2 separate regions of the Homo sapiens genome follow, and region 2 is linked to region 1. Evidence: chromatin loops called from intact Hi-C (ENCODE). Cell type or tissue: CD14-positive monocyte. All regions are shown on one strand. Each heading gives the region's core, and the rest is flanking DNA. Links, peaks and the distances in the headings are about the cores only.

Region 1 (15,533 bases), core at 4,343-12,342:
CTATCTCAAATAATAATAATAATAATAATAATAATAATAATAATAATAATAATAATAAAATAAAATAATTTTAAAAAATGATCTCCTTAAGTCCAGATTTATTTTTATTGGACATTTCTGTGCCCCAGACCTGGAATGGGCCATTTTTCCAATGAAAAGGAAATTATTCCTTTTAGTGTGTACTGGTTTATTTTTGGTGCCAGCTGCTTCCTCTTGTTGTTTTCTTCCCCCAGCACCAATCTGGCACTGGAGTCATACCTCCCTGGAGGTTTCAAAAGCCTTTTTTTTTTTTCTTGTAAGTGTTTGCCCCTTGTATTCTTTGAATAAAAACATTATGTGGGCAGGGACCATGCTTTATTTTTTAATTGAGGACGTATATTTTATGTCTTATGTCACCGAGTGGAAATACAGCAAACTACCTGGCCTCTCAGATTTCTGCCTTCAGTTCCATAAATCCTCTTAAACTAAGAGAGTCACCCGGTCACTTTCGGATGGGACAGATACCTCAGTTTATTCACATTTTTCCTGACTTTTCTTAATTCCTTCTTGTGAAGTCAGAAACTGAAAAGTCTGAGATTTTCTGCTACTTGCAAGCTAACAAGTTACCGTGCCACAATTTTTTTTTTTTTTTTTTAGACAGAGTCTCACTCTGTCGCCCAGGCTGGAGTGCAATGCAGTGATCTCGGCTCACTGCAACCTCCACCTCCTGGGTTCAAGGAATTCTCCTGCCTCAGCCTCCAGAGAAGCTGGGATTACAGGCGTCTGCCACCATGCCCGACTAATTTTCTGTATTTTTAGTAGAGATGAGGTTTCACCATGCTGGCCAGGCTGGTCTCGAACTCTTGACCTCAGGTGATCCAGCCACCTCGGCCTTCCAAAGTGCTGGAATTACAGACATGAGCCACCACGCCTGGCCCACAAATTTTTATATACATCGTGTTAGAAAACAGGAGATCTCTGAGTCAGAGACAAAGACGTGTATTCACAGTAAAAGCAGCAGCCAAGGTGACTTCAGAGCTTGGGTTCCCTGAGCCCCAATTCCCATAAGGCAACATAGGGAGGGCCAGATGGTACTTACAGGTGCTTTCAGGTGCAATACAGGAGGCGAAGTCTGAGTTTAGGAGGCTCACATTTTGCATAGGGCTGCAGGAAAATCTGCCCATCCTCCCTTCCAGAGAGAAACATTCTACACTGGAATGTGAGCAAATATTTCTGGGGAAAGATGTCTGTAAATCTCTCGGTGAAAGTTACCGTTTTGATCTTTATTTATCTAGGAATGTAAATACATTTGCTTCAGGGGAAGTCCTTGTCTTTATCTCTCCAGGGCTGCCTGCTTGCACTAGGCATTCCTAGAAAGATAATCCTGGCACACAGGAGCGAAACATGTAGGAGTGCTGAAGATTCACAGACAGTCGTCTCAATGTCTCTGAAGTTTTTTTTCCCTTAAACTTCTCCTTTTGGACATTCCCCTTCATTTTCCTTTTAAAAATCTCATCCTTTCCAACACTTTCAGTTGTAAGAATTTCCAAATCAAGCACTCAATATCAAAACAATGTGTGTGACAAACTTAAAGTGTTGAATCTGACTATGTCAGCAGAAAGCATAATTATCGATGATGTATGGGACAGCAATCTTGAATTAAAGAAGAAGGTGGGAAAGCCCCAAATCTCTCATAAATTATGATGATGATGATGATGATGATGATGATGATTTAGCACACCTCTGCTGGCAGGAAACAATTTATTTTAAAGATGACCTGTTACATTAGGTATTTGTATTGAATGTTACCTTATGTGTTGAAAAGGGAGTGAAGAGAGAATATATATGTAATTTCTTGTGTATGGATAACATCGATGTAAGTACAACCAAAATACCAATGTAAGATCTGTACACCAACCTAATAACATGAGCATGATTGATAGGTTGATCAGTAGTTTGGCTTATTGTTCAATGAATATCCACTCCCCTCTCCCTTCTACTGTGGGAAGATTATACTTCTTGGGCCTGGCCCTGTGACTTGCTCTGGCAAATGTACTACTAATGGAAAGACAGGAGAGAGACCTTGAATATGTTTGACTTGGCTCTTGGTTTGACATAGCTCTCCTAGTCCTGCCATTGTTCATAAGAACAACATGTCCCACCAGCACTGCTTCTTCAGCCTGGGTCCCAGAATAAGACTCAGGAAACAGATATGAGCACAACCTGAACCCCAGAGCCTAGGCATCTGAGTGTCAGTCTGAGGCACAATTATCAGCTGACCTGCAGATCTGCCAGTAAGATAAATAAATTCTTGGCCAGGCATGGTGGCTCATGCCTGTAATCCTAGCACTTTGGGAGGTTGAGGCAGGTGGATCACCTGAGGTCAGGAATTCGAGACCAGCCTGACAAACATGGAAAAACTCCATCTCTGCTAAAAATACAAAATTAGCCAGGCGGGTGGTGCATGCCTGTAATCCCAGCTACTCGGGAGGCTGAGGCAGGGGAATCGCTTGAACCCAGGAGGAAGAAGTTGTGGTGAGCTGAGATGGCACCATTGCATTCCAGCCTGGGCAACAAGAGTGAAACTCCATCTCAAAATAAAAGAAAAATAAATTCTTAAATTACCTGGGCATGTTGGTGCATGCTATAATCCCAGCTACTCGGGAGGCAGAGGCTGAAGTGAGCTGAGATCACGCCACTGCACTCCAGCCTGGGCAACAGAGCAAGACTCCTAAAAAAAAAAAAAAAAAGGAATTCTTGTTGTAAGCCATTTGGTTTTGGTATGTATGTGTTTTGTTGTTGTTGTTATTGTTTTGTTTTGTTTTTTTTTTTGAGACGGAGTCTTGCTCTGTCACCCAGGCTGGAGTGCAGTGGCGCAATCTCGGCTCACTGCAAGCTCTAACTCCTGGGTTCACACCATTCTCCTGCCTCAGCCTCCAGAGTAGCTGGGACTACAGGCGCCCACCACCATGCCTGGCTAATTTTTGTATTTTTAGTAGTGACGGGTTTCACCATGTTAGCCAGGATGGTCTCGATCTCCTGACCTCATGATCCGCCTGCTTTGGCCTCCCAAAGTGCGGGATTACAGGCATGAGCCACCGTGCCCGGCCCTAAAAAGGGGAGGCATGAATAATCCACCCCTTGTTTAGCATATCGTCAAGAAATAACCATAAAAATGGGCAACCAGCAGCCGGCTGCTCTGTCTATGGAGTATTCTTTTATTCCTTTACTTTCTTAATAAACTTGCTTTAACTTTATTCTATGAATGTGCCCTGAATTCTTTCTTGTGCAAGATCTAAGAACACTCTCTTGGGGTCTGGATTGGAACCCCTTTCCAGTAACATCTTTCTGACGACCCAGAGGGGACTATAGTGTGGAAACTCCCAACTCAAAGGCTAACTTTGGTTAAGTGTTGGGGTCTGATAACATCTTTCTCATGAACCACAAGTGGGACAATACTGAAAATACTTCTCAACCCAAAGGAAACAGACTGCAGCACTAATTGGCCAACTTTGGGTAATTGGGGTACCCAAGTAAAGGATGGGATTGGGTTAGAGGTGCAACTTAGGGGAGTTAGAGTCTCTCCTGAAACAGAGTGGGTTAGAGACTCATCTTAATAAAAGGCAAGAACGCTTAACCAACCTTGGGTTAGAGGCCCAAATTAGAAGAGTTATCCCTTCTAAGATTTAGGGAGTTAGAGGCCTCTCTCAGTAAAGTCCTTCTTGGCTAAGAATGGGTTTGACACTATTAACTGCTATTCTCTTTCAAATAATCTGCCTTGCACTCTTTGCTGACAGCTATGGGTGACAGGATTAGGCATGAACAGGATCGTGGGACATGGGGAGCTTTTTCTTCCCTAAAAGGGGAAACTTGAGAGCTGATGGGACTGCTGAAAAATATCCCTTCACAGCTGACAAGCGGCCACCTGAACTTTTGATTCAGTGTTGCTGGAATGGGTGGGTCTTTCTCTCAACTCCCTGAGATCTTCACCTTCCCCATCCTGCCACAGGCAAGGCTTTTCTCTCTCTCCTTTCCCTTTCTTATTTTTTCTATTACTCAGGGTAACCATCTTTCCCAGAGATCACAAGTCAAAACTCTCTGGTCAGAGGTTGGATTAATGATGATGGGGCCCAACAGGGGGCAAGTTTGAGCCTTGCCAGTTTGATATTGGGTGCTAAGCAGAGTGGCAGGTCATAAACTGCTTCTTTGACTTTTACAAATTGTTCAATTTATTTTATTCTATTTTATTTATTTATTTTTGAGATGGAGTTCCATGCTGTTGCTCAGGCTGGAGTGCAGTGGCACAATCACAGCTCAATGTAACCTCTACCTCCTAGATTCAAGTGATTCTCCTGCCTCAGCCTCCCAAGTAGCTGGGATTACAGGCACGTACCACCATGCCTGGCTAGTTTTTGCATTTTTAGTACAGACAGGGTTTCACCACATTGTCCAGGCTGGTTTCTAACTCCTGACCTCAAGTGATCCGCCCCACTTGGCCTCCCAAAGTGCTGGGATTACAGACCTGAGCCACCATGCCCAGCCTCAATTCATTTTAAAGCATTAAATTCTAGATAAGGCCTGGGGATATATGGGATTAGCCATGCCCCCTAGCTATACAAAGAAGGTTATAAAGAAAAAGATTTTATATAACAAAGGATCTTGTATGGTAAATTCTTGTTCTAAAGTAAAATGGTTGTTTGACAAGAGGTATGTTTAGGACAAGTCCGAAAGTCCAAGCATGTCATAAATGGTCTGTGTAAGTCATAAAAATATGAAAATAATTTATGCAAAAAATGTTGTACAATTTAAAGGTAATTAGGCTTCCTAAATGTGTCATAAAATGCCACTATAACTTGTAACTGTAAAACTTTCCTGCTTTACAGCTAGGTAAGGCCTGGGACACGTAAATGCTAAAAAAAAATCAGACCTTATCTGCACTTCTGTCTGCTGTCCTCGGCTCCATACCTAATTAAAACCCTGAACTTACCAAGGTTTTCACCAAAAGTTAAAGTCACTAAGAGTTAACAGTGTAACATGTATTTGTGACTACTGAAGAAACAGTTTTACATGCAAGGTGTGTAAGAAAAGTAAACTTTGTTTTTAGTAAAAAATTATAAAAAGGCATGGGCATGTATTTTTTTTGCCTAAAGGGTTAAAGGATTGCTTTAAGTGAAATAGGAAAATTCTAAAGGTTTAAACAAGTTGTAAACGTTTTATAAAAAAATTAATTATAAAAAAAATCTATGTGTGAACAGATTGGCTAAAGTTAAAGGGGTATTATTCAGTTTTAAACTAAACATTGGAATAAAAGCACAACAGGTTTTTCTTAAAGCAAAAACCTGCTTTTACTCTGCTCTTTAACAAATATTGTAAAGGTAGTTATAAAAGAGGTTTATAAAAATCTTACCTTATGGTCAAACTGATTAAATACATTTGTCTATAAGGTTTTATTAAAAACTGGGTTTGACAGTAATAGTACACTAATGTAAAAGTGACATTTGGCTTATTTTATATAAAAATCATACAAGAAGCACTGTCAAATATAAAATAATGTTTAGCTTCTTTGGGCTATATTTGTATAAATATGTTATTGGTATGTGTTCCAAAATAATTCTAATATAACTTAGTGTATATTATTAATAATTATAATTGTTACATAAAATCATTGTATGCCACAGAGGTAACCAAATTTCTTTGTCAATTGTGTTTTTAACTGTGACTGTCCTAAGACATTTTGTCATCCACGGACACTTGTTGTTTTATTCCTCTTTAAAAAAATGGTTTATAATCAGCTATAGGACTCTAACAGGTGCTCTTAAATTCAGGTTTCTAATACCTTTGAACACTGTAATATTAAAATACAGGAAAAAACTTTCGGACTCACGGAAAGCTGAAATGTTCATAAATATCAAACAGGAATTAACTGCATGGACTAAACTAATAGAAGCTATTTACAGCTTTTAACAATTAAGTATACTCCTGTAAACAAAACGTGGATCATATTTGTTTCTCTCTACCAGATTTCTCTAAAATATGGAAACTATTTGTAAGTATTCTTAATTTATGGCAATATAGTTATTTGCATAAGTGCAATAAAAATCCATTTTCTTTTGTAACAGGATGCAATTGGAAAAACTGGTTATTTTACCAAGGCTTTAACTGGAATGGTGTGTTTTCCTTTAAGGAATTAAATTTAACTTATAGGGCCAATACAAGTCCCTTGGGAGAACTGGCCTCATACCTTGCCTACACAGTCCCTGCACAGGGTTTCTGACCTGTGATAAGTAAAGAATGTCACTTTCTAACAGGCCCAGAAGCCCCAGGTTATCTTGGAACCTCAAGAGGAGAGGAATTTACCTAGCTCATAGGTATTTAAGCATACAAACCAATGGCAGGGCTCGGATCTAAAAAAATCTTATCTAAGATTCCTTCTATGGAACAGAGTTCCAATTTACAAAAAGCTTATGTGAAAAATAATTATTCTTGCTACACTTTATGCAAACAATCAGGCCAAGTATAATAAAGCAAGTTGGTGTTACCATAATTTGTCTTTAATAAAAATGGGAAACTGGAGACAGAAAACTTAATGTTTCAAGAACTGTGGTACACTTGTTATTAAATTCTAGTCTCATCAGTTGCTTTAAATTTTTTTTCCCTGCAAATTAAACTGACTCTGCTTATTCCTGTAAATCAACCAGTAATCTCTAACTGCTGCTCAAAAGAAATGAGAGGATGGGTAATGTCAAAATCTGAATCAATATCTAATTCTGGGCACATACTGGAATCATCTAGCAACCCCCTATCAGCTTGGTTCTAACACTTGCCCAGTTGATAGAAAGCCTTCTAACTTAGTTAAGTTGGGATAATTTTGCTTATGTTGTTTTAGTGTGGTGAAATATATTGCTGTTGTACTCTTTGTATAGCAATGCAAAATAAGCTTACTCAATGTTTTCTTAAACACTTATTAATCTTCCAAATATCACCTTTTGTTGGAACTCAAAAGTTATAAATGGCCCTCAACATACCAATGCTTTCTTTCTTTCTTTCTTTTTTTGAGACAAAAATCTCACTCTGTCACACAGGCTGGAGTGCAGTGGAGCGATATTAACTCACTGCAACCTCCGCCTCCTTGGTTCAAGTGATTCTCGTGCCTCTTCCTCCTGAATAGCTAGGATTACAGACACCCGCCACCACGCCTGGCTAATTTTTGTATTTTTAGTAGAGTCGGGGTTTCACCACGTTGGCCAGGTTGGTCTCAAACTCCTGACCTCAGGTGATCTGCCCACCTCGGCCTCCCAAAGTGCTGGGATTACAGGCGTGAGTCACTGCGCCCAGGCCAATGCTTTCTAACTAAGCTCCTCTCTACCGTAAACACAAAAGACCCTAATAGTTAGGCAGGAATATCATTGCCCCTATTCAGCATAAAGAAGTTACAGAAAATGGATCTTTGTCCCTCTGCAGCCCTTAGGATTAAGGGTTCTCTTATAAAAGGAAGGTGGGAAATGTCAGAGGCATTGGAACCAGAGCAACTCCATCTTGAAAAGGGGCTGGGTGAAATAAGGCTGAGACCTACTGGGTGGCATTCCCAGACAGTTAAGGCATTCTGATTCATAGGATGAGATAGGAGGTCAGCACAAAATACAGTTCATAATGACCTTGCTGATAAAACAAGTTATAGTAAAGAAGCCAGCTAAAACCCACCAAAACCAAGATGGTACCAAGAGTGACCTCTGGTCATCCTCACTGCTACACTCCCACCAGTGCCATGACAACTTACAAATGCCATGACAACGTCAGAAAGTTATTATATATGGTCTAAAAATGAGAGGCATGAATAACCCACCCCTTGTTTAGCATATTAAGAAATAGCCATAAAAATGGGCAACCAGCAGCCCTTGGGGCTGCTGTCTATAGAGTACCCATTCTTTCACTCCTTTACTTTCTTAATACATTGTTCTCACTTTAATTTACAGACTCGCCCTGAGTTCTTTCTTGCACGAGATCCAAGAACCTTCTCTTGGAGTCAGGATCAGGACCCCTTTCCAGTAACAAAAGTAGATTAGAGATTATCAGAGGTTGGGGAGTTATTGCTTAATAATTAGAGTTTATTTTGGGCATGTTGAAGTTTCAGAAGTAAATAGTGGTGGTGGCTGCTCAACATTGTGAATATCATTCATTAATACCACTAAGCTATACACTTAAAAAAGCCAAGATGGCAAACTTTATGTTATACATACTTTACCACAATTTGTAAATGAATAACGAATTAGCCAAAATATATTGAAATGGGTGAATTGTATTGCATGTGAATTATATCTTGACATAGTTGTTAGGGACAAAAAGGGCATTCACAATTTCAACCTTGCTGAAAAGACAGAATTCTGCAGTGCTAGTAAGAAGAGTTAGGACACGGGATAAGATTGACATGCAATTATTTAGTAAGTGTATGCAAGCTTAAAATCCAAAAAATAATAAAGGAAACGCGAAGCCAGTAATTGAGGACAGAGCCACTAGTCTCCTACTTTTCATGTTTTGCTATTCAATACTTGCTACGAGAAAGACTATTTGGCTAACTTCCTAGAACTTGTAACATTGTCAGTGCCCAGCTACCTTAATATTCCAGGGAGCATTGCTGACACTGTTTTGGCTTTTGCATGATGAGTAATTATAATGCTATAAGAGAGGCAAGCCTGAGTCCTGGGATTACCCCTTTACCTCTATTTAGGTTTATCTATTCCATTCCAGTAATAGTTACTCACCGCTATTTTAAAAAAGAAAAGAGGCTTTTTGACATCAGCTGTTGCTATTCTATATGTTATCTTCTTTCTGTAAGGGAAGGTACCCTTATCACCATTCTGGATCTGAGCCTGAAATCTGGCCACCTTTTCTTCATTCATGCTGATAGTGAACCTGAAGCAGGAGGCTTTTTCAACACTAGCAAGTGGCAACAGCAAAATGGCAGCTCTGATGAAGACAGAGAATGGACCATTGGCAGTTAGTTTTTAGAAAATGAGTTTCTAGATTCTCAACTTCTGTCTATGCTTTTTCTTAAAAGAGATCTTCTATCATGCTAGCTCTCAGATGTTACCCAGTCCTACTCTTCCAGCTCCCCATTTATATCCAAGCTCCTGCTACTGATATACACCCACTATGGTGCATTGCTTATGGGAGGAGGAACCTCCAGGGCTCCAGGAAAGATACATTTCTAAATATCAGTGCTGGCCAGTGAGGAAGTGGATGACTCTGATGATGGAGTAATGCATCTTTTGCAAGTTAGATGTTTCCCAATTCTTTGCTTTCAACAAAATTGAAAGAGAGCTGAGAAAGTTGACATACCAAATTTCATTAAAAATCAACTTTTGATAATCAGTAACTATGTGGGTTTTGGCATATACTTCAGAAAGAGTTCAAATAATTGAATGAAATCACTATAATAAAACCCCTTCTATTCCATTCTACCTATTTATGCTACAAGGAGTCCAATAAAAACAAATCCATACTTAGATAAAGAAAGGCCTTTTTCAAAAAGACTTATGTAATGGGGGTGGCAGGGGGAAAGCTATTGTGAAAGAATACTCCACTGGAGCAAACAAGGTTAGAAGGAACAGAGTATGGGGGAAATGGAATCAGAGAGTGGCACATTGGACAATTTTTCTTTGCAGTCAGCCAATTCTGGAAGGGTCATTAAGGAGGTTGTTCCACATTCCAATGCTTGTTTAAACTCAACAGTAGGCCAAAGTTCAGGGGCCTCAGGGGAAAAGAGAAGCCTAACTAGAGTTTGGTCAGGTCAGATTAGCAGGTATTTTGTCCAGACTGGTCAGTGCAAACAGTTCATCTAATCATTTATGAGATAAAATAATGGGAATTTGGAGAGCCTGTGTTGTCTTTGTCTTAGGTAAACAAGGGGGTCGTCATCCATTGGTCTTATCTAAATCATATAGGGAAGGGTGGATTTTTGCAGTAAGCCATTTTCAGGACCGCAAAAGAGTGGAGGGATTTTTAAACTATTGCTATTTTCCAGGAGTATGATGCTCAGGTAAAGTTCAACATTGCCAACCTTTTTGTTTGTTTGTTTGTTTGTTTGTTTTTGAGATGGAGTTTCGCTCTGTCGCCCAGGCTGGAGTGCAATGGTGCGATCTCAGCTCACAGCAACCTCCGCCTCCCAGGTTCAAGTGATTCTCCTGCCTCAGGCTCCCGAGCAGATAGGATTACAGGTGTCTGCCACCACGCCCAGCTAATTTTCTGTATTTTTAGTAGAGATGGAGTTTCACTATGTTGGCCAGGCTGGTCTCGAACTCCTGACCTCAGGTGATTCACCTGCCTCGGCCTCCCAAAGTGCTAGGATTACAGGCGTGAGCCACCACGCCTGGTCCCATTGCCAAAGGTTTACATGGATTTGATGCTGAACCCTGTGCATTTTATTAAAAAGTCATGAGCATCCATACGACATCCATTTCACTAAAATAAGTATTTCCAGTAATGTTTTACTTCCATATTGGAGCACCCACTAACTCAGCTATTAGTGTTAAGTTCAGGAATGACAGAAGGACTCATTAGATACAATTTGTTTCCATAATATAGATGCTTATTCCATGCAAACTGCTTCATTATGCAGAATCCACAATTACATTTTTGGCATCCTGATCATTTTATCTAAGGATCCAAGATCACAAGGATTTCTTAAGCAGTTGCTGTTATTTTTCAACAAAATTACTCAACTTCTTTATACTATAATGCTTGTCCTCTGTAACGCCTTGCATGCCCCTATTGGGATCTGGGCTAGTTTGATTAAGGAGGGATCTCAGTGGGATGGCAGTGTGATTTAACTATGTTGTCCCTCCCTTTCCCTCACAGGTACTAGGGAAGCTATGAAGATCAGATTTTGCTAGGCTTAGAGCTCTTGGCTTTCCTTTCCCTTCTCTTTGTCAATGCTTTCATTTCCAAAAAAGCCATAAGAAACGAACATGGGATAGTATTTCTAGCTTTTCCCTGCACTGCTTGCTTCTCTTTTTTCAACCCATTTAATCAGTTCTTAGTGAATTAGATCAATGTTTTTTTAAATTTCACTGATAAGAGCAATTCTTGGATGGAGTCATATCAAACAACATGATGGTTAAGCAATCTTTCAGGCATCAAAATTATTTGTTCCCTATTCATCTTCTTACAACATAAGGGTTTTTTGCCTCTACGGGGTCAGAGGTCTTCGTATCAATTGCCACTTTATTTTTAATTTAATTTTTCTTTTTCATCACTCCCAAAGCACCGGAATCAATCGCCACTTTTGATACAAACCTGGATTGATGGAAAGACTAACAAAACAACGCAGTTTCTTTTTTCTTTTCTGAGATGGAGTTTCACTCTTGTTGCCCAGGCTGGAGCGCAATGGTACAAACTCGGCTCACTGCAACCTCCACCTCCCGGGTTCAAGCAATTTTCCTGCCTCAGTCTCCCAAGTAGCTAGGATTACAGGCGCCCGCCACCATGCCTGGCTTGTATTTTTAGTAGAGACAGGGTTTTGCCATGTTGCCCAGGCTGGTCTCGATCTCCTGACCTCAGGTGATCCACCAGCCTCAACCTCCCAAAGTGCTGGGATTACAGGCATGAGCCACTGCGCCCAGATCAAAACGACACAGTTTCAATACCAGTTTACTTATTTTATTCAAAGGATGCAGGACAGGTAGTTCAGCATCCAAGCAAGCACTGCTTTGAGCAAAAGGCCTTGCAATATCCCAGGCACAGTTTCCAAGCTTATCATTTCATGGGTCATGCTCAGTTACAAGGGATGAAGGTAAAGCAAGATGGACCACCTTGGCACTGGGAAGCTCTTCTACTATCTGCTCTTTGACTTTTTATAACTTATTAGTCATATCATTCCTCAGGGTGTGTATAACTTAATAAATAACTTTTTTTTTTTTTGAGACAGAGTCTCACTCTGTTGCCCAGGATGGAGTGCAATGGCCCGATCTTGGCTCACTGCAAGCTCCACCTCCCGAGTTCAAGCAATTCTCCTGCCTCAGCCTCCTGAGTAGCTGGGATTACAAGTTCATGCCACCATGCCCAGCTAATTTTTGTATTTCTAGTAGAGACGGGGTTTCACCATGTTGGCCAGGATGGTCTCAAACTCATGACCTCATGATCTGCCTGCCTCGGCCTCCCAAGTTGCTGGGATTACAGGCGTGAGCCATCACGCCCGGCCATAAATAACATTCTTTGGGAGCAGCTGTAGCACCTCAATGAAAGGTTATACAACAAATAGCCCCAACAACCAGATACACTTCAGGTGGAAAAAGCATGGTCCACACAACATTCTACACTTACCGTAACTTAGTACATTTTGAGAACTAATTTTGCAAGAAAGTAAATTCAGGGTCAGCTTCCCAGGTGTCCCTGGACCTGGACCAAGAGTTTCAATTCTCTGAGAATTGTTTCTCTTACAATGCTTAACAATTATTTTTTAAAAGTGTATTTACTTTTTGTGATTGTTTGTTTATTACTAATAACTGTAGTGATCATTTAATCCAGAAGAAACATTGACCACTTAGAACTTTAAGATCGGCTGGGTGCGGTGGCTCACGCCTGTAATCCCAGCACTTTGGGAGGCCGAGGCGGGCGGATCACGAGGTCAGGAGATCGAGACCATCCTGGCGAACACTGTGAAACCCCATCTCTACTGAAAATACAAAAAGTTAGCTGGGCATGGTGGCGGGTGCCTGTAGTCCCAGCTACTTGGGAGGCTGAGGCAGGAGAATGGCGTGAACCCAGGAAGCGGAGCTTGCAGTGAGTGGAGATCACACCACTGCACTCCAGCCTGGGCAAGAGAGCGAGACTCTGCCTCAAAAAAAAAAAAAAAAAGAACTTTAAGATGACAGGAAATAAAAACAATTTAAAATAATTTCAATTCTTAGACACATTTTTGCTCAGAGAAATATGATAAGATGATTAATAAAAGACTTTTGAACACATATTAAAATCAAATTTTGTGAGGAAAAGGAATGAAAAATTTTTCAAAGATAAAATAAATTATATAAAATGTCTGTCTATTGAAGAAGAGTGTTATTTTCTCTCTTGTATGATGAATGATGGAATATACCAAAACCCTATGCTAATTAGATTTGGTAGATACACTTTAAGAAGTAATATAACGTCTGTTTTTATTTATTTATTTATTTAGACAGAGTCTTACCCTGGTGCCCAGGCTGGAGTGCAATGGCACAATCTCGGCTCACTGCAACCTCCGCCTTCTGGGTTCAAGCGATTCTCCTGCCTCAGCCTCCCGAATAGCTGGGACTACAGGCACACGCCACCACGCCTGGCTAATTTTTTGTATTTTTAGTAGAGCCGGGGTTTCACCATATTGGCCAGGCTGGTCTTCAACTCCTGACCTCATGATCCAGTCACCTCAGCTTCCCAAAGTGCTGGGATTATAGGCGTGAGCCACCACACCCGGCCAGAAAAAGTAATATAACTTCTATTTTTAAAAGTCAATATTTACATTATGCCTCAAATTATGTTCTTTGAAACAAGTTAGAAGTAGGTGAGGAAGAACATATCTTTTTGAAATTATTTTAGGTGTACTGAGAAAAAGTTAAGTTTAACAGAGAGAAGGGATGACTAAATTATGTTAAACTATGTGACTATCCGAGGGTTCTTTTAGTACTCTCTTAATCTAGCCATAGCCCTTAGATCTATCCTCACCGTAAGAAACACATGTTTTTCTCCAATTACTTTAGGGGCGACTACTGTATGTCAAAGATCATGTCACTTGATTTTATTTATCTTTTCGTTGCAACACTATTCACAACTTGTCACTTTTGAAAAAACACAAGGTCAGTTAGGTAGATCACATGACTATTCTTAGTTTTTCATACTCTGTATCCAAATTTTACCTTTATACTCTTTGCCATGTGACTTTGCAGTTCTCCCCACTAGGGAAGGGATGTATTTCCTGTGAGTTACTTTGACTAATGAAATATGAGTTGAGGCCGGGCATGGTGGCTCACGCCTATAATCCCAACACTTTGGGAGGCCAAGGCGGGTGGATCACCTGAAGTCAGGAGTTTGTGACCAGCCTGGCCAACAATGGTGTGACCCCATCTCTACTAAAAATACAAAAAATTAGCCGGGCATGGTGGCGGACGCCTGTAATCCCAGCTACTTGGGCAGCTGAGACAGGAGAATCACTTGAACCTGGGAGGCAAAGGTTGCAGTGAGCCGAGATCACACCACTGCACTCCAGCCTGGGCAATAAAGAGCAAAACTCCGTCTCAAAAAACAAACAAACAAACAAACAAACAAATAATAAAAAAAAGAAAAGAACTATGAGTTGAAGGAACGGTGTGACAGTTCTTGCTTCAAGAGACAATAATTTCCGATATGTTCCTGCGATTATTTATTTATGTATGTATTTATTTATTCTTTTTTGAGATGGAGTCTCGCTCTGTCACCCAGGCTGAAGTGCAGTGGCACCATCTCAGCTCACTGCAACCTCCAACTCCTGGGTTCAAGCGATTCTCCTGCCTCAGCCTCCTGAGTAGCTGGGATTAACAGGTGCGTGCCACCACGCAGGGCTAATTTTTGTATTTTTAGTAGAGATGGGGTTTCACCATGTTGGTCAGGCTGGTCTCAAACTCCTGACCTCGTGATCCGCCCGCCTTGGCCTCCCAAAATGCTGTGATTACAGCCATGAGCCACTGCACACAGTTGTTCCTGTGATTTTTTTAACGAAGATTTAGGAGTTTTTCCTTTGAGTGAGAAAACTGGCGATATTTGAATAATGGCTGAAGAATAGTATTGTATGAATGTTAATTTCCCGGTTATGATCGCTGTACTGTGATTGTGTAAGATGTTAACACCAGGGAATGCTGCGTAAAAGATATACAGGAACTCTGTACTATTTTGGAAACACTGTAGTAAGTCTAAAATTATTTCAAGACAAAAAGTTTACAGGACATGCCCCAGTTAGCTGCTGGTCCAAAGAACTGAGGAAACATGTTGAGCAGTCCTGAACCCAAGTAGAAGCCTAGAGCCACACTCAGGCACCCTATAGCCTAAAGCAAGGTTGCTCCAGCCCATGCAAAGATCCATGAACTTGTTGTTGTAAGTCTGAGACATAGGAGGTGTGTTATGAAGCATTATTGTGGTAATAACTGACTGTTTTAGTCCATTCTCACACTGCTGTAAAGAACTGCCTGAGACTTGGTAGTTTAAAGGAAAGGGGTTTAATTGACTCACAGTTCCGCAGGGCTGGGGAAACCTCAGGAAACTTATAATCATGGTGGAAGGGGAAGCAAAACCTTCGTTCTTCACATGGCAGCAGCGAGGAGAAGTGCTGAGCAAAAGCGGGGAAAGCCCCTTATAAAATCATCAGATCTCATGAGAACGCACTATTATGGGAACAGCACGGGGGAAACCGCCCTCATGATTCAATTACCTCCCACAGGGTCCCTCCCATGACACGTGGGGATTATGGGAACTACAATACAAGATGAAATTTGGGTGGGGACACAGCCAAACCATATCACTGATGAATATAATGGAGTTGAAATATCTTGTCT
Region 2 (15,533 bases), core at 3,279-11,278, 53 kb after region 1:
GCATGGTAGTGCACCCCTGTAGTCCCAACTACTCGGGAGGCTGAGGCAGGAAAAACACTTGAACCCGGGAGTCAGAGGTTGCAGTGAGCCTGGATGGTACCACTGCATTCCAGCCTGGGTGACAGCAAGACTCCGTCTCAAAAAAAAAAAAAAAAGAAGTAAGAAGTAAGGAAAGAACAAAGGAAGGAAGGAAGCAAGAAGGAAAGAAAAAGAAAGAAAAAGAAGAAAGGAAGAAAAGAAAGAAGAAAGAAAAGAAAGAAGAAAGAAAAGAAAGAGAAAGAAAGAAGAAAAGAAAGGAAGGAAGGAAGGAAGGAGGCTAGGTAGAGGTGTGACCCTGGTATTGATAAAGAGATAGGGGAGTGGTCAAAGGCATTTCCCTACATCATACTGTAAGGAAAATTCCTGGGTGAGCCCACAGAAACGACAGGTTAATCCAAATTATAAACTGAGTAATCTCATTGTAGAGCCTTTGCATAAATCCAGGATACCTAGTTATCCAATAGTCTCCCTGGCCAGATTGCCAAAGCTTTCGCTGCTCTGGGTCTTCTTCCTCATTGTAGTCCCTGTCATCAGGGTTTCCACAGCACTCAACTCATTCTCCAAGCTTTGACTGCAGTATTCTTCAGGATACATCATCAATCATCTTCCCTCTGCCTTGACATGGTGCTTGGCACTGTGACCCTTGACACAATGTTAAGTGCCTTGACATATTGCTACACTCCCCAAATAAGACTTACTTCAAGTGAATATACATTAGATATCTGCAGGAAAAATGAAGAAGAGCAAGACAGCAACCATCCCTTCCCTTTAAGAATTCCCTTCAAGAACAAGGATTTTTCTCCATATAACAAGAATGTGATTGCAAATTGCTTCACAAAAAAGTAATCTGGCAGAGCTGTAATCTCCACTGGCCTCTCCAAAAAGCCACAAATAAAATAGCCTTTGATATAGACAATAAATTGTAAATATCAGTAGAAGCTTCCTTAGAAGCTATCTTGATGATAGACACTGACTTTTTTGTTTATTTTTATTTATGTTATTTCCATTGCATTATGTGGCAAAATATTTCACATTAATCTAACCATCAGTCTGCTTTCTATCACTATATACAATATTTGCCTTTTCTAAAATTTTATAAATGTGGAATGATATCGTAGAATCTTCGGTGTCTGGCTCCTTGTATTTAGCATAATGCTTTTTTTTTTTTTTTTTTTTGAGACAATCCTGCTAGGCTGGAGTGCACCAGTGTGATCTGGGCTCGCTGCAACCTCTACCTCCCAGGTTCAAGCGATTCTCGTGCCTCTGCCTCCAGAGTAGCTGGGATTACAGGCGCCCACCACCACACCTGGCTAATTTTTGTATTTTCGGTAAAGACAGACTTTCACCATGTTGGCCAGGCTGGTCACAAACTCCTGACCTCAAGTGATCCACCCCACTCGGCCTCCCAAGGTGCTGGGATTACAGGTGTGAGTCACCACACCCAGCTGTCTTCAGCATAATGCTTTCGAGATTCATACATGTTGTGATGTGTATTGGTAGGTTTTTTGTTTGTGTGTTTCTATTTTGTTTTGGCTCACAAACAGAAAAATCTAAAGTAGCTCTTTTTGGTAAGTAGCTTTGCATTGTATGGATGTAAAACAGTGTATCCATTCACCAGTTGGTTGTTTCCAGTTGGGAGATACATACTATGAAAAAAACTCCAATGAACAGTTGCACACAAGTCTTTGTGTGGACATGTTTTCATTTCTTTTGGGGAAGTACGTAACAGTTGGATTGCTGGGTCATGTGGTAACTCTGTCTTTCACATAATCAGAAACCACCAAACTCTTTTCAAAGTATTCATACCACTGTGGTTTGTGTCCCTCCAAAACTGATGTTGGAATTTAATTACCATGGCGACTCTATTAAGAGGTGGGACCAGGCTAGGCATGGTGGCTCACGTCTGTAATCCCAGAACTTTAGGAGGCCAGCGCAAGAGGATTGCTTGAGGACAGGAGTTCAAGACCAGCCTGGTCAATGTAGTAAGACCCCATCTGTACAAAACATTTAAAAATTAGACAGACATGGTGGCACACACCTGTGGTCCTAGCTACTCAGGAGGCTGAGGTGGGAGGATACCTTGAGCTCAGGAGGTCAAGGCTGCAGTGAGCCATGATCATGCCACTGCACTCCAGCCTGGGCAACAGAGCAAAATCTTGACTCTAAAAAAAAAAGGGGAGGTGAGAATTTTAAGAGACAGACCTTAAGCCCTCATGAATGGATTAATCTTTTCATGAATTAACAGATTAGTGGGGTTATAGTGGAAGGGAATAAGTTATCTCAAGAGCGGGTTTGTGATAAAAGCCAGCCTTGCACTCTTCTTATCCTGTGATGCCTTCACATGTTATGACACAGCAAGAAGGCCCCCTGCAGTTGTGACTCCTTGTCCTTGAATCCAAGCACTTGCCAGTTTCCAGAACTTTACCAAATACATTTCGTCTGGGTGAGGTGGCTCACACCGGTAATCCCAGCACTTTGGGAGACCAAGGCGGGTGGATCACTTGAGGTCAGGAGTTCAAGACCAGCCTGGCCAAATGGTGAAACCCTGTCTCTACTAAAAATACAAAATTTAGCCGGGCGTGGTGGTGCCTGTAATCCCAGCTACTTGGGAGGCTGAAGCAGGAGAATCCCTTTAATCCGGGAGGTGGAGGTTACAGTGAACCGAGATTGCGCGGCTGTACTCCAGCCTGGGTGACAGAGTGAGACCCCTTCTTAAAAAAAAAAAAAAAAAAGCCAGTCTCTGTGGCTCACGCCTGTAATCCCAACACTTTGGGAGGCCGAGGTGGGCGGATCACGAGGTCAGGAGATTGAGACCATCCTGGCTAACACAGTGAAACCGCCGTCTCTATTAAAAATACAAAAAATTAGCTGGGTGTGGTAGCAGGTGCCTGTAGTCCCAGCTACTCGGGAAGCTGAGGCAGGAGAATGGCGTGAACCTGGGAGGAGGAGCTTGCAGTGAGCCGAGATGGCGCCACTGCACTCCAGCCTGGGCGACAGAGCGAGACTCTGTCTCAAAAAAAAAAAAAGAAAGAAAGAAATTTTGTTTTATTATAATTTACCCAGTCTAGGGTATTCTATGATAGCATCAGAAAATGGACTAAGGAACATACCATTTTCATTCTTACCGGCAATGTTCCTGATGCTCCAAATTCTCTTCCACGCCTGATATTGTTAGTCTTTTTAATTTGAGTCATTTTAGTGGGTGTGAAGTATAGTTTTTATTTTCTTATTATTATATTTCCATAAGTTATTGCGGTACAGGTGGTATTTGGGGGGGTGTGAAGTATATTTCCTCATGGTTTTAATTCACATTTCCCCAATGACCAAGTGATGTGGAGCATCATTTCATGTTGGTTTTTTGCCATTCACATAACTTATTTGGTAAAATGTATGTTCACATTTCTCTCTTGTTGTTGATCATTCTTGCCAAATTTTGTGTAGTCTTTTAAAATAACTGCTTTGTTCCTTTTACTTTGGATTTATTTTCTGTTTTTCTGACTTATTATAAATGATTACTTACTAATATAAGTCTTTTAAGTTTATACATTTATTTTTTGTTTGTTTGTTTTTGTTTTTGTTTGAGACCGAGTCTCGCTCTGTCGCCCAGGCTGGAGTGCAGTGGGGCTATCTCGGCTCACTGCAACCTCCGCCTCCTGGGTTCAAGTGATTCTCCTGCCTCAGCCTCCCGAGCAGCTGGGATTACAGGCACCTGCCACCACACCGAGCCATTTTTTGCATTTTTTAGTAGAGACAGGGTTTCGCCATGTTGCCTAGGCTGGTCTGAAACTCCTGACCTCAGGTGATCCGCCCTCCTCAGCCTCCCAGAATGTTGGGATTACGGGCATGAGCCACTGCGCCCGGCCAAGTTTATACATTTCTTTCTACACACTACGTAGCTGCATCCCACAGTTGTCATCTGTAATACTTTTTTTTTTTTTTTGAGACAGAGTCTCGCTCTGTCGCCCAGGCTGGAGTGCAGTGGTGCCATCTCGGCTCACTGCAAGCTCCGCCTCCCGGGTTCACGCCATTCTCCTGCCTCAGCCTCCCGAGTAGCTGGGACTACAGGCGCCCGCCCCCACGCCCGGCTAATTTTTTGTACTTTTAGTAGAGACGGAGTTTCTCCTTGTTAGCCAGTATGGTCTCGATCTCCTGACCTCGTGATCCGCCCGCCTCGGCCTCGCAAAGTGCTGGGATTACAGGCGTGAGCCACCGTGCCCGGCCGTCATCTGTAATACTGTTTATTACATTCAAAATGTTTAATTTGTGTCTTTCTTATTTCCTAGCACATAAAGGAAATTTTTTAGCTTTTTTTATTGTTTATTTGTAGCTTAATAGCATTATACATAGGCATACCTTATTTTATTGCACTTCATTTTATCATGCTTTCTAGATTGTATTTTTGTTACAAATCGAAGGTTTGCGGCAACCTTGTGTTGAGCAAGTATATCAGTGCCATTTTTCCAACAGCATGTGCTCACTTTTGTGTCGTTGTGTCAGCATTTTTTACTGATAAACTATTTTTAAAATAAGGTATATTTTTAGACATAATGCCATTGCATACTAAATAGACTACATTATAGTTTAAAAATAACTTTATGTACTAGGAAACCAAAAAAAATTGTGTGACTTACTTTACTGTGATGTTTGTTTTATTGCAATGATCTGGAACTGAACCTATAATATCTCTGACATGTGCCTATGGTCAGAGAATGTCCTCATTTTAATTCTGTCAATTTTCTTGAGATTTGATTTACAGACAATCTGTCTTCAATTAATAAAAATTTTGCGTGCTTAAAAAGAATGTGATTTTTGCAGTTGTTAGTATAGCGTTCTATGCTTCTACCATAGTAAATATGTAATCATGTTTATCAAATCTACTCGATGAACATTTTCTGTCAATTATTAATTTTCAAATCCTCCAATATGATTGAATATAAATTTGTCTGTTTCTTCTTTTTTTTTTTTTTGGAGATAGAGTCTCACTCTGTTGCCAGGCTGGAGTGCAGTGACGCAATCTCGGCTCACCACAACCTCCACCTCCCAGGTTCAAGTGATTCTCCTGCCTTAACCTCTTGAGTAGCTGGGATTACAGGCATCCGTCACCATGCCCGGCTAATTTTGTATTTTTAGTAGAGATGGGGTTTCTCCATGTTGGTCAGGCTGGTCTCAAACTCCCGATCTCAGGTGATCTGCCCACCTCGGCCTCCCAAATTGTTGGGATTACAGGCATGAGCCACCATACCCAGCTTGTTTCTTCTTGTGATGTTTTTGCTTTATATTTTTTTTAGGCTATGTTTATATGTTTACAACCTATGTATATATGTTTATAACCTATGAATATATCTTAATAAACCTATGTGCATAAGTTTCAGTCTATGTACATAGGTATGTCTATGTACATAGAAAAGAAACCCACACACAGACATAAAATGGTGAAATTTCAGAACAACAATGACAAAGAATGATTATAAAACAGCAGGAGAGAAAGGAGATTATCTTCTTTTTTCTTTTTGAGACAGAGTCTTGTTCTTTCACCCAGGCTGGAATGCAATGGCTCGATCTCGGCTCACTGCAACCTCCGCCTACCGGGTTCCAGCGATTCTCCCTGCCTCAGCCTCCCAAGTAGCTGGGATTACAGGCACCCACCACCATGTCCAGCTACTTTTTTTTTTGTATTTTTAGTAGAGACGGGGTTTCACCATGTTGGCCAGGCTGGTCTCGAACTCCTGACCTCAGGTGATCCACCCACCTTGGCCTCCCAAAGTGCTGGGATTATAGGTGTGAGCTACTGCGCCAGCAAGGAGATCATCTCAAAAGAAGCTGAGTTAGTGACAGCTGGCTTAAAGACAATGTAAGCTGGAAGATAGTGAAATGTTATCTTCAAATTGCTGAGGAAAAGCAACTGAAAATTTGGAATTCTAAACCCAATTAAATTTTTTTTTTTTTGAGCTCAATCTCAGCTCACTGCCACCTCTGCCTCCCAGGTTCAAGTGATTCTCTTGCCTCAGCCTCCCGAGTAGCTGGGATTACAGGCATGTGCCATGATGCCCAGGTAATTTTTGTATTTTTTATAGAGACGGGGTTTCACCATGTTCACCATGCTGGTCTCGAATTCCCGACCTTGTGATCTGCCCGACTTGGCCTCCCAAAGTGCTGGGATTACAGGCGTGAGCCACCTCTCCCGGCCCTAAAATTTGTTTTAATGAAGACAAAATAAAATTGTTTCAGACAAATAAAACTCACTCTTTCGCCAGCAAACTCTCCCTATAGGAAAAATCTAAAGTATATATTTTAGCTAGAAGGAAATTGATCCTAAATGAAGCTACAAGAAGAAACAACATGTAAAAAAGACTTTGGGTAAGTATAAAATATTAACTATAAAACAATGATAATGTTTAGTAATAGTTAAATTTGAAAGAAAAAAGATAATATTAAAACATATGACAGGTCTGTGTTCTGGAGGAGATAAAGAAATAGATTAACTTTGTAATTTAAGTAATCACAATGCAGCTTATAGGGTAACAACCAAAAAAAATCAACCCAAAAAACAAAAGGCAAAAAAAGCATCTCAAACCTGAATAGAGTATTTAACTTCCAAACTAGCAAGGAAGAATATAATTAATACCAAAAAAGAGTCAAAAAAAAAAAATAGGAAGGCCAGGCATGGTGGCTCATGCCTGTAATCCAAGCACTTTGGGAAGCCAAGGCTGGCAGATCACTTGAGGATAGGCGTTTGAGACCAGCCTGGCCAACATGGCAAAATCCCGTCTCTACTAAAAATATAAAAATTAGCTGGGGATGGTGGTACACGCCTGTAATCCCAGCTACTCAGGAGACTGAGGCAAAAGGATCACTTGAGCCCGGAAGGCGGAGGTTGCAGTGAGCCGAGATCACACCATTGCCCTCCAGCCTAGGTGACAGAGCGAGACTCTCTCTCAAAAGAAAAAGAATAGGAAGTGAAAGATAGTATAAACTAGGGCAATAGATTTTTTGAGACTAATTTCATTAAAGGTAAATAAACTAAATGCCTTAGTAGTTGTCTCAGTCAGTTTAGGCTGCTGTAACAAATATATCATAGGCTGAGTACTTAAATAACAGAAATTTATTTCTCACAGTTACAGAGACTGGCTGTTTGGGGTTTGTTTTTCTGTTTCTTTTTCAGAAACAGGGGTCTCACTGTTACCCAGGCTGGAGTGCAGCGGCATGATCATAGCTTACGGCAGCCTTGAACTCCTGGGCTCAAATGATCCTCCCACGTCAGCCTCCTGAGTAGCTAGGACTACAGGCAAACACCACTGCAACCAGCTAATTTTAAAACCTTTTTTGTTACTGTTTTTTTTTTGAGACCCAGGCTGGAGTGCAGCGGCAAGATCTTGGCTCACTGTGACCTCTGCCTCCCAGGTTCAAGCAATTCTCCTGCCTCAGCCTCCCAAGTAGATGGAATTACAGGTGCATGCCATCACGCTCGGCTAATTTTTGTATTTTTAGTAGAGACGGGGTTTCACCACATTGACCAGGCTGGTCTCGAACTCCTGACCTCGTGATCCACCCGCCTCAGCCTCCCAAAGTGCTGGGATTACAGGTGTGAGCCACCGTGCCTGGCCTCATTTCCCCACTTCTACATACCATCTGCCATTTCATTTGGGAATATGCTGACGAATACCTGACACGACCCATCGCCGACTTCTCTAATCACTTCCTACAGCCAGGAGACTGGGTTCTGGTAAAAGATCCCAGTCCTCTCCTCAATCCTCCCCTCACACTTAAATGGAATGGGTCTTACCAGATCATCTTTACTACACCCACTTAAGCAGGAAAAAAAAAGTTTCTTGTACTAGGCTAACTCACTTTGAGGCTCAGCGATAGGCAGGGCTCTGGCAGGGCTTTGATAGCCCTGTCTGCAGAGCCAGGGCCCTCAAGGGATGAGCCCCAGAGCCTCTCCCTCCCATCTTGGAGCAGGGGTGAGAAAAACAAGTTTTTCTCCTCTTTCAGCTTCCCCTTCCCCCCTTACCATTCTCATAATTATTTTGCAAAGTTTTGTAAGTTCCTGTTTTTCCTTCTGTATAAGGTCACAAGATATGTTTAAGTTGCACAATCTGTCACTGTTTCACAAACTGCCTTTGTTCTGCTTCTGTAAGCCTGCTTGCCCGCCCTACAGGTTTTGCACCATCAAACTGGTGAGCCCCTTTTTGGATGCATGTATAGCCAACCCCCTTTTGGATGCATGTATAAAAGTCAAGCCCTGTCTTTGTTCGGGGCTCAGCCTTTGGATGTTAATCCTCTGGGCTGGTACACACCTAATAAATCCTCCTGTCCCACCCATTGGTCTCTTCTGTCCCTTGATTCCTGCAACACCACAGGAGCAAAACCCCAGGGACTCCCCAGCTGGTTTCATTATACATCTCTCAAGACAACAGACTTCACTACATACCAAAACAACCAAATCAAAACCCCCTTCAGCCTTCTCTTGTGTCTCCACAGGACCCACTTCCCTTCGCCTCACCAAATCCTGGAGGAAAAGGAAGAGAAATTTACATAAGCTGCTATGTCTCTTTCTCTCTCAAACTTTCATTGCTTCCCAACCAATCTTGTTACAGACCTTTATTGGTACCATTATGAAACTCCCATTATCCATCCTGATCAGCTCCTTACTATTCTATGGGACTTACGGCTTCAAGGAATTTTCCAGGACTTTACTCCTACTCAAATAACCTTTTTCTCCTTTTGCTTGTTTCTTTCAATATAAATTCTGTAATCACATCAACCTTACCAATACAACCACTCCTCACTGCTCTCAAACTGGAATGCTCTATAAACCTTACACAATCCCTCATGCTGCAAGCTAACTCTTCCTTTGCTCCAGAATCCTGGATGTGCTTATCACTGTCTTCCTCAGCCTATACAGCCCTTCCTACACCCTTTCATGACCTTTTAACAGGAAACATAACCATAATCTATAAACTCCAAAAAGGAGCTTCCTTTTTTGAAAGAGCTGACGCCCTGGTAGGTGATTATGCCCCTTCCAGGGCCAATCAAGCCAACAAATCATTTCAAACCTATTACAACTCCCTACAATGCCTCAAGCCCCAAGGCCCTCCCATTGAAGGGCCCATAACTAAACACACCGCCCTTTTACAACAAGCCTCACTTTGCTTTTCAGCCTGTGAGGGAAATTTCCCTGTAGGGTCCTTAACACCTAACCAATGCACTATCATTGTTAAACACCCCTCTGACCATCACACTAACCGAGTTGACTATCACATATCACCTGATGCAAATGGGGCATTTCCACAACTGGCTCGTTTTACAGCCTCTCCCTCAACCGATGCCTCTGACCTAATTTGTGCTGTCCCTAGTGCCCGCTTTATTCATGGCTCAATATCAATGGTGCAACATCTGATTGTATTAAATGTATAAAGAATAACTCTTCCTATATCTCTACTATAGTGGATGTCTCTCTGGCCTCCTCCTTGTCCATCTGGAGTAATGAACCACAGGAAAGAAAAGACACTTCAGCCTTAATTCACTTGCTTTCTTTCCATATCTCTGCCTATATTTACAACAAGGCTTATTTTTTATTTTATTTTATTTTTTTTTTTGAGACAAAGTCTCACTCTGTTGCCCAGGCTGGAGTGCAGTGGCACAATTTTGGCTCACTGCAACCTCCACCTCCTGGGTTCAAGTGATTCTCCTGCCTCAGCCTCCCGAATAGCTGGGACTACAAGCGTGTGCCACCAAGCCCGGCTATTTTTTTTTTTTTTTTGTATTTTTAGTAGAGACGGGGTTTCACCGTGTTGGCCAGGACGGTCTTGATCTCTTGACTTCATGATCTGCCTGCCTCAGCCTCCCAACGTACTGGGATTACAGGTGTGAGCCACCGCACCCAGCCAAGTCTTATTATTTTTATATGGAACCAGTACATATCTTTGTCTCCCCACCAACTGTACCAGAACATGTACTCTAGTTTATCTTTCTCCCTGCATTGGACTAATTCCTCCTAGTCAACCTTTGCCCATTCCATCTGCCCAATATGTTAGGAAGAGGAGGGCTTTCCATGTCATTCCCTTGATGGCCACCTTGGGTATAACCGCCGGACTTAGATTGGGAGCAGGCAGATTGGCCACCTCCTTAACATACTTTAAAGCTCTTTCAACAGAACTACAGCGTTCTTTAGAAGATACAGCCCAAAGTCTTATAAGAGTCCAAGACCAACTAGACTGCTTGGCTGGAGTAATCCTCCAAAATAGAGGGGGACTAGATCTTATAATGGCTGAAAAAGGAGATCTTAAATGGCCTCTGCCTCTCGTTGGATGAGGAATGTTGCCTATACCTCAACCAATCAAGCCTAGTAAGAGATGCTGCTGAAAAACTTACAGAAAGGGCTAAAAGACTAAGGGAATACCAAAACAACCAAATAGATTGTTGGTTTTGGAACAAAATCACAACATGGGTCATCCCATTCCTGGGCCCTCTCCTAATGATGTGCCTAGGACTAATGTTTTTACCCTGCCTAATTAACCTTTTTCAAAGATTTTTAACTGACAGGATCATGGCCATTTCACAGACAACTACCCAAAAACATCTACAGACAGCATTAGTCCTACAGTCAATCTGAGATCAAAGAACTCTCCGCACTCCTCCCCTTAGCAGGAAGTAGCCAGAAAGAACACACCGCCCCTTGTCCTTCTATAACTATAGGATCTGGATTGACAGAGCAAGAGCATCACCATCTTGGACAAACACTGCCATTTTAAGTTGCCCTTGATTAAAAAACGCCTAATCCAGCCCCAGAAACATCACCCTAATGGCCAATGTCAGCATGACCATTAAATGACACCTCCAACCGGAAATGTTCCAACCCCAAGATAAATCCCCCTCCGACCAGAAACATGCCAACCCCACAATAAAACTCTCCTCCACCCAGAAATATTCCAAATCTGCGATAAGCTCTCCCTCCCTAAACCCTTAAATATTCTTAGTCTATAAGAGAGAAGGCCCCGACCTAAACCAGCCAGAATCCCCTCTCAGGTTTATTCTCCAAAATACACTTGTCTGTGATTATTGAGCCCCTTTTTGTGTTTCTTTCTTCTTCCTTAAACCCTTACAGTTGTATTGATTATAGAGGCAATAGTGGATCATAGAACTATGCCTTGTGTTAGTTACAGAGACTAGAGTAGCTTGTCCTGGCAAGACTGTTGCTGACTAGCTGCGTTTCAGACATTGAGCTGTCTCTGATTAGTTGGTTTTTGAAGACATTTTCACCAAAGCAAGCTGCCATTGATTTCAGTGGGTTAAGCCAGTTCTGCTACTTACTTGTTACTATGGCTGTAGAACTTTTCCTAATAACATAAAGACTTTTTAATATTCAGCTCTCTATCTTAAGGATATTAACCATTTGTCATCTTGTTTAAATTTTTGTTCTCTATTTGTCTTTTAATTTGAGGATTCTTTAAATGTAAAAATCTATAGTTTGTAAAATCTCCTTACCATCTTTTTTTTTTTTTTTTTGGGTCATTTTCACTCTTGTTGCCCAGGCTGCAGTGCAATGGCACAATTTTGGCTCACCGCAACTTCCACCTCCTGGGTTCAAGCAATTCTCTTACCTTAGCCTCCCGAGTAGCTGGGATTACAGGTATACCCCAATATGCCCAGCTAATGTTTTGTATCTTTAGTAAAGACAGAGTTTCTTCATGTTGGTCAGGCTAGTCTCAAACTCCTGACCTCAGGTGATGCACCTGCCTTGGCCTCCCAAAGTGCTGGGATTACAGGTGTGAGCCACCACGCCCGGCCACCATCTTTATACTTTCTATTTTTTTGGTTTAAAATCTTTCATTATTCATAGCATGTGATGAGAGACTTTACACTCTATATCATTCTCATTTTCAAAGCAACCATAGACTATATTGATTCATAATAGTTTTATGTCTATGTATCTTGCTTCCCCAAAGATTCCAAACTCCATGAAGCCAGGGTTTAAACAATTTTTACTGCCTACATCATATATTATGGTGTATGTGAGGTATGTGAGGCTGCAGTGTAAGGCCTGAACTGGAATGGTAATAAGTAAGACTGGGAAAAAAAATAGACCAGCCAGTAGGGTATGAGTTTGGAAGGGTTGATGTAAACCAAGGACAAGTTGGATGTGGGAAAAGACTCAAGAAGAGGTAACTGAGGCAAGATGGTTGAAATATAAAGATTGGTCATATAAAAACATCCCATAACAAGTAAACTTAATAAATCCCTAGGGAGGATTAGGAAACTGAGGACTTAGGTTGCAGCTTTATTTAATGGCTACTTCTGAAGTTAGTGGACAAAAGCCACCATAATTAACATGCTTACTCTAGGGTGGTCCTTAAAGTTACATAAATCCCCAAGCCATACCTAGGACATCCTCAGGGTAATCAAAATCACAAGGTGTTTTCCTTTCCCCAAAAGATTTTCAAAAAAAGTATACATTTCATATTAAGTTATTGCCATCCATTTGTTTTTTGTTTCTGAGACAGAGTTTGGCTCTTGTTGCCCAGGCCGAGTGCAACAGCATGATCTCTGCTCACTGCAACCTCTGCCTTCTGGGTTCAAATGATTCTCCTGCCTCAGCCTCCTGAGTAGCTGGGATTACAGGCGCCCACCATCACACCCGGCTAATTTTTGTATTTTTTAGTAGAGACGGGGTTTTGCCATGTTGGCCAGGCTGGTCTCGAACTCCTGACCTCAGGTGATCCACCGCCTTGGCTTCCCAAAGTGCTGGGATTATAGGTGTGAGCCACTGCGCCCGGCCATTGCCGTTACTTTTAATGTCAAAAACCACAGTTACTTTTGCACCAAACCCATTAAAAGGCAGCATTGTTTTCACCCAGACTTCTCATTATGTGAGATAAATTTTTTCATGATAATGAAAGAAAGAGGAGGAAGGAAGAAAACAGGGAGAGAAGGGAGGAAGGCAGACAAAAAGAAGAAAAAAGGAAAAGGCAAGTAGCCTAGAAATGAAAAGTCATATTCAGTGGCCTGACAGGTATGAAGGAGGAAGCACAGAGTCTGGGTTTCCTTGAGGGCTTCCAGTTAAGGGCTAAATGTATAATGCTGCTGTTCAGGGATGCAAAGATATTTAGAGGCCACCTAGTTCAACCCCATCGAGACCATCCTGGCTAACACGGTGAAACCCCGTCTCTACTAAAAAAATACAAAAAAAAATTAGCCGGGCGTGGTGGCAGGTGCCTGTAGTCCCAGCTACTCAGGAGGCTGAGGCAGGAGAATGGCATGAACCCAGGAGGCAGAGCTTGCAGTGAGCCGAGATGGCACCACTGCACTCCAGCCTGGGCAACAGAGCGAGACTCCACCTCAAAAAAAAAAAAGAAGAGACAGGCCGGGCACAGTGGCTCACGCCTGTAATCCCAGCACTTTGGGAGGCCGAGGCGGGCGGATCACGAGGTCAGGAGATCGAGACCATCCTGGTTAACACGGTGAAACCCCGTCTCTACTAAAAACACAAAAAATTAGCCGGGCGTGGTGGCGGGCGCCTGTAGTCCCAGCTACTGGGGAAGCTGAGGCAGGAGAATGGCATGAACCCAGGAGGTGGAGCTTGCAGTGAGCCGAGATAGCACCACTGCACTCCCACCCGGGTGACAGAGCGAGACTCCTTCTCAAAAAAAAAAAAAAAAAAAAAAAAAAAAAAAGAGATTACTACTCTGTTGCCCAGGCTGGAGTGCAGTGGTGTGATCACAGCTCACTGCAGTCTCGAACTCCTGGCCTCAGTCAGTCCTCCCACCTCAGCCTCCCAAAGTAGCTGGGACTGCAGCTGTGCACGACCATGCCCAGCTAATTTTTTGAAAAAATTTTTTGTAGAGACAGGAATCTCACTATGTTGCCTGTCTTTGGGTTGGATTAATTTGCTAAAGCAGCTCACAGAACTCAGGAAAACACATTTACCAATTTATTATGAAGGATATTACAAAGGATACCGAGGAAGCAATGCATAGGGCGAGGTATGGGGCAAAGGATGGAGAGCTTCCTTGCCCTCTCTAGGTGCGCCACACTCCAGGAACTTCCACATGTTCAGCTATTCCAAGGCTCGCAGAACCCTGTTCTCTTGTTATGTAAGTTTCAGTACGTTCAGTACGTAGGCATGATTGATTAAATCATTTGCCTTTGGTGATCAACTTAACCTTCAGCCCTTCTTTGCTCCCTGGAGGTTGAGGGGTGGGGCTGAAAGTCCCAATTCTTATTCTGACGTTGGTTTTTGAGGTAACCAGACCCCACTGAAGCTACCTAGAGGCTGCCAAATTTAAGTCAACTCGTTAGCATACAAAAAGACACATCACTTTGAAGATTCTAAGGAGGCCGGGCATGGTGGCTCACGCCTGTATTCTTAGCACTTTGGGAGGCCAAGGCAGGAGGTTCCCTTGAGCCCAGGAGTTCGAGACCAGCCTGGGCAACATAGGGAGACACTGTCTTTATTTTTTTTAATAAATAAATAGTTTTTTTAAATGAAGATTCTAAGGATTTTAGAAGTTGTGTGCCCAGAAACAAGATGAAGACCAAATATACATTTCAGAGAAATCACAATACTTAATGCTGAATTATTGTATTAAGTAGATTGGAAATAGTGAATTTATCCTTTTGTCCTATATATTTAGTTGTGATATATATAACATAAAAATTTGCCATTTTAACAATACTTAACAACTTAAGTATTGTTAAAATGGCAAATTTTTTTTTTGAGATGGAGTCTTGCTCTGTTGCCTAGGCTGGAGTGCAGTGGCACGATCTTAGCTCACTGCAACCTCTGCCTCCTGGGTTCAAGCAATTCTCCTGCCTCAACCTCCTGAGTAGCTGGGATTACAGGCACACGCCACCATGCCCGGCTAATTTTTGTATTTTTTTAGTAGAGACGGGTTTCACCATATTGGTCAGGCTGATCTTGAACTCCTGACCTTGTGATCCACCTGCCTCAGCCTCCCAAAGTGCTGGGATTACAGGCATGAGCCACTGTGCCTGGCCTAAAATGGCAAAGTTTTATGTTATATATACTTATCACAACTAAATATATAGGACAAAATAATAAATCAGGAAACACAATGGAAAAGTTTCCTTACAATAGCAGGAGAAACTAGACTACCTACAAAGACTGCATAAAACTGTATGATTGTATAAAAAGATATAAACAACCAGGTGCAATGGCTCATGCCTGTAAGCCCAGCACTTAGGGAGGTTGAGGCGCGAGGATCACTTGAGCACAGGAGTTTGAGACCAGCCTGGACAACACGATGAAATCCCATCTCTACTAAAAATACAAAAACTAGGCCAGGCATGGTGGCTCACACCTGTAATGCCAGCACTTTGGGAGGCTTAGGCGGGTGAATCACGAGGTCAGGAGTTCAAGACCATCCTGGCCAATGTGGTGAAACCCTGTCTCTACTAAAAATACAAAAATTAACTGGGCGTGGTGTGCGCCTGTAATCCCAGCTACTCAGGAGGCTGAGGCAGGAGAATCGCTT

Evidence for each region. A loop is a pair of places that touch in the nucleus more often than their neighbours do. Peaks named below come from ENCODE experiments on the same cell type or tissue, not always from the same donor. Only the 100,000 strongest peaks of a DNase experiment are listed, where the experiment ranks them.
Region 2: it touches region 1 in a loop (7-fold over the local background); 4 of 110 quality-filtered maps call a loop at or near these places.

What each region holds. Positions count from the first base shown.
Region 1 is chr12:31,844,532-31,860,064 of GRCh38, forward strand. No RefSeq gene overlaps it. Among named protein-coding and RNA genes, the nearest start is that of LINC02422, 35 kb to the right of the region's middle. RefSeq lists an enhancer at 15,238-15,477. In CD14-positive monocyte, for the core only: no CTCF peak of the experiment used is centred there; DNase peaks (open chromatin) are centred at 9,200 and 9,560; H3K4me3 peaks cover 1,567 bases; H3K27ac peaks cover 2,880 bases.
Region 2 is chr12:31,898,689-31,914,221 of GRCh38, forward strand. No RefSeq gene overlaps it. Among named protein-coding and RNA genes, the nearest start is that of LINC02422, 19 kb to the left of the region's middle. RefSeq lists an enhancer at 8,283-8,432. In CD14-positive monocyte, for the core only: no CTCF peak of the experiment used is centred there; DNase peaks (open chromatin) are centred at 8,133 and 8,433; H3K4me3 peaks cover 2,886 bases; H3K27ac peaks cover 2,653 bases.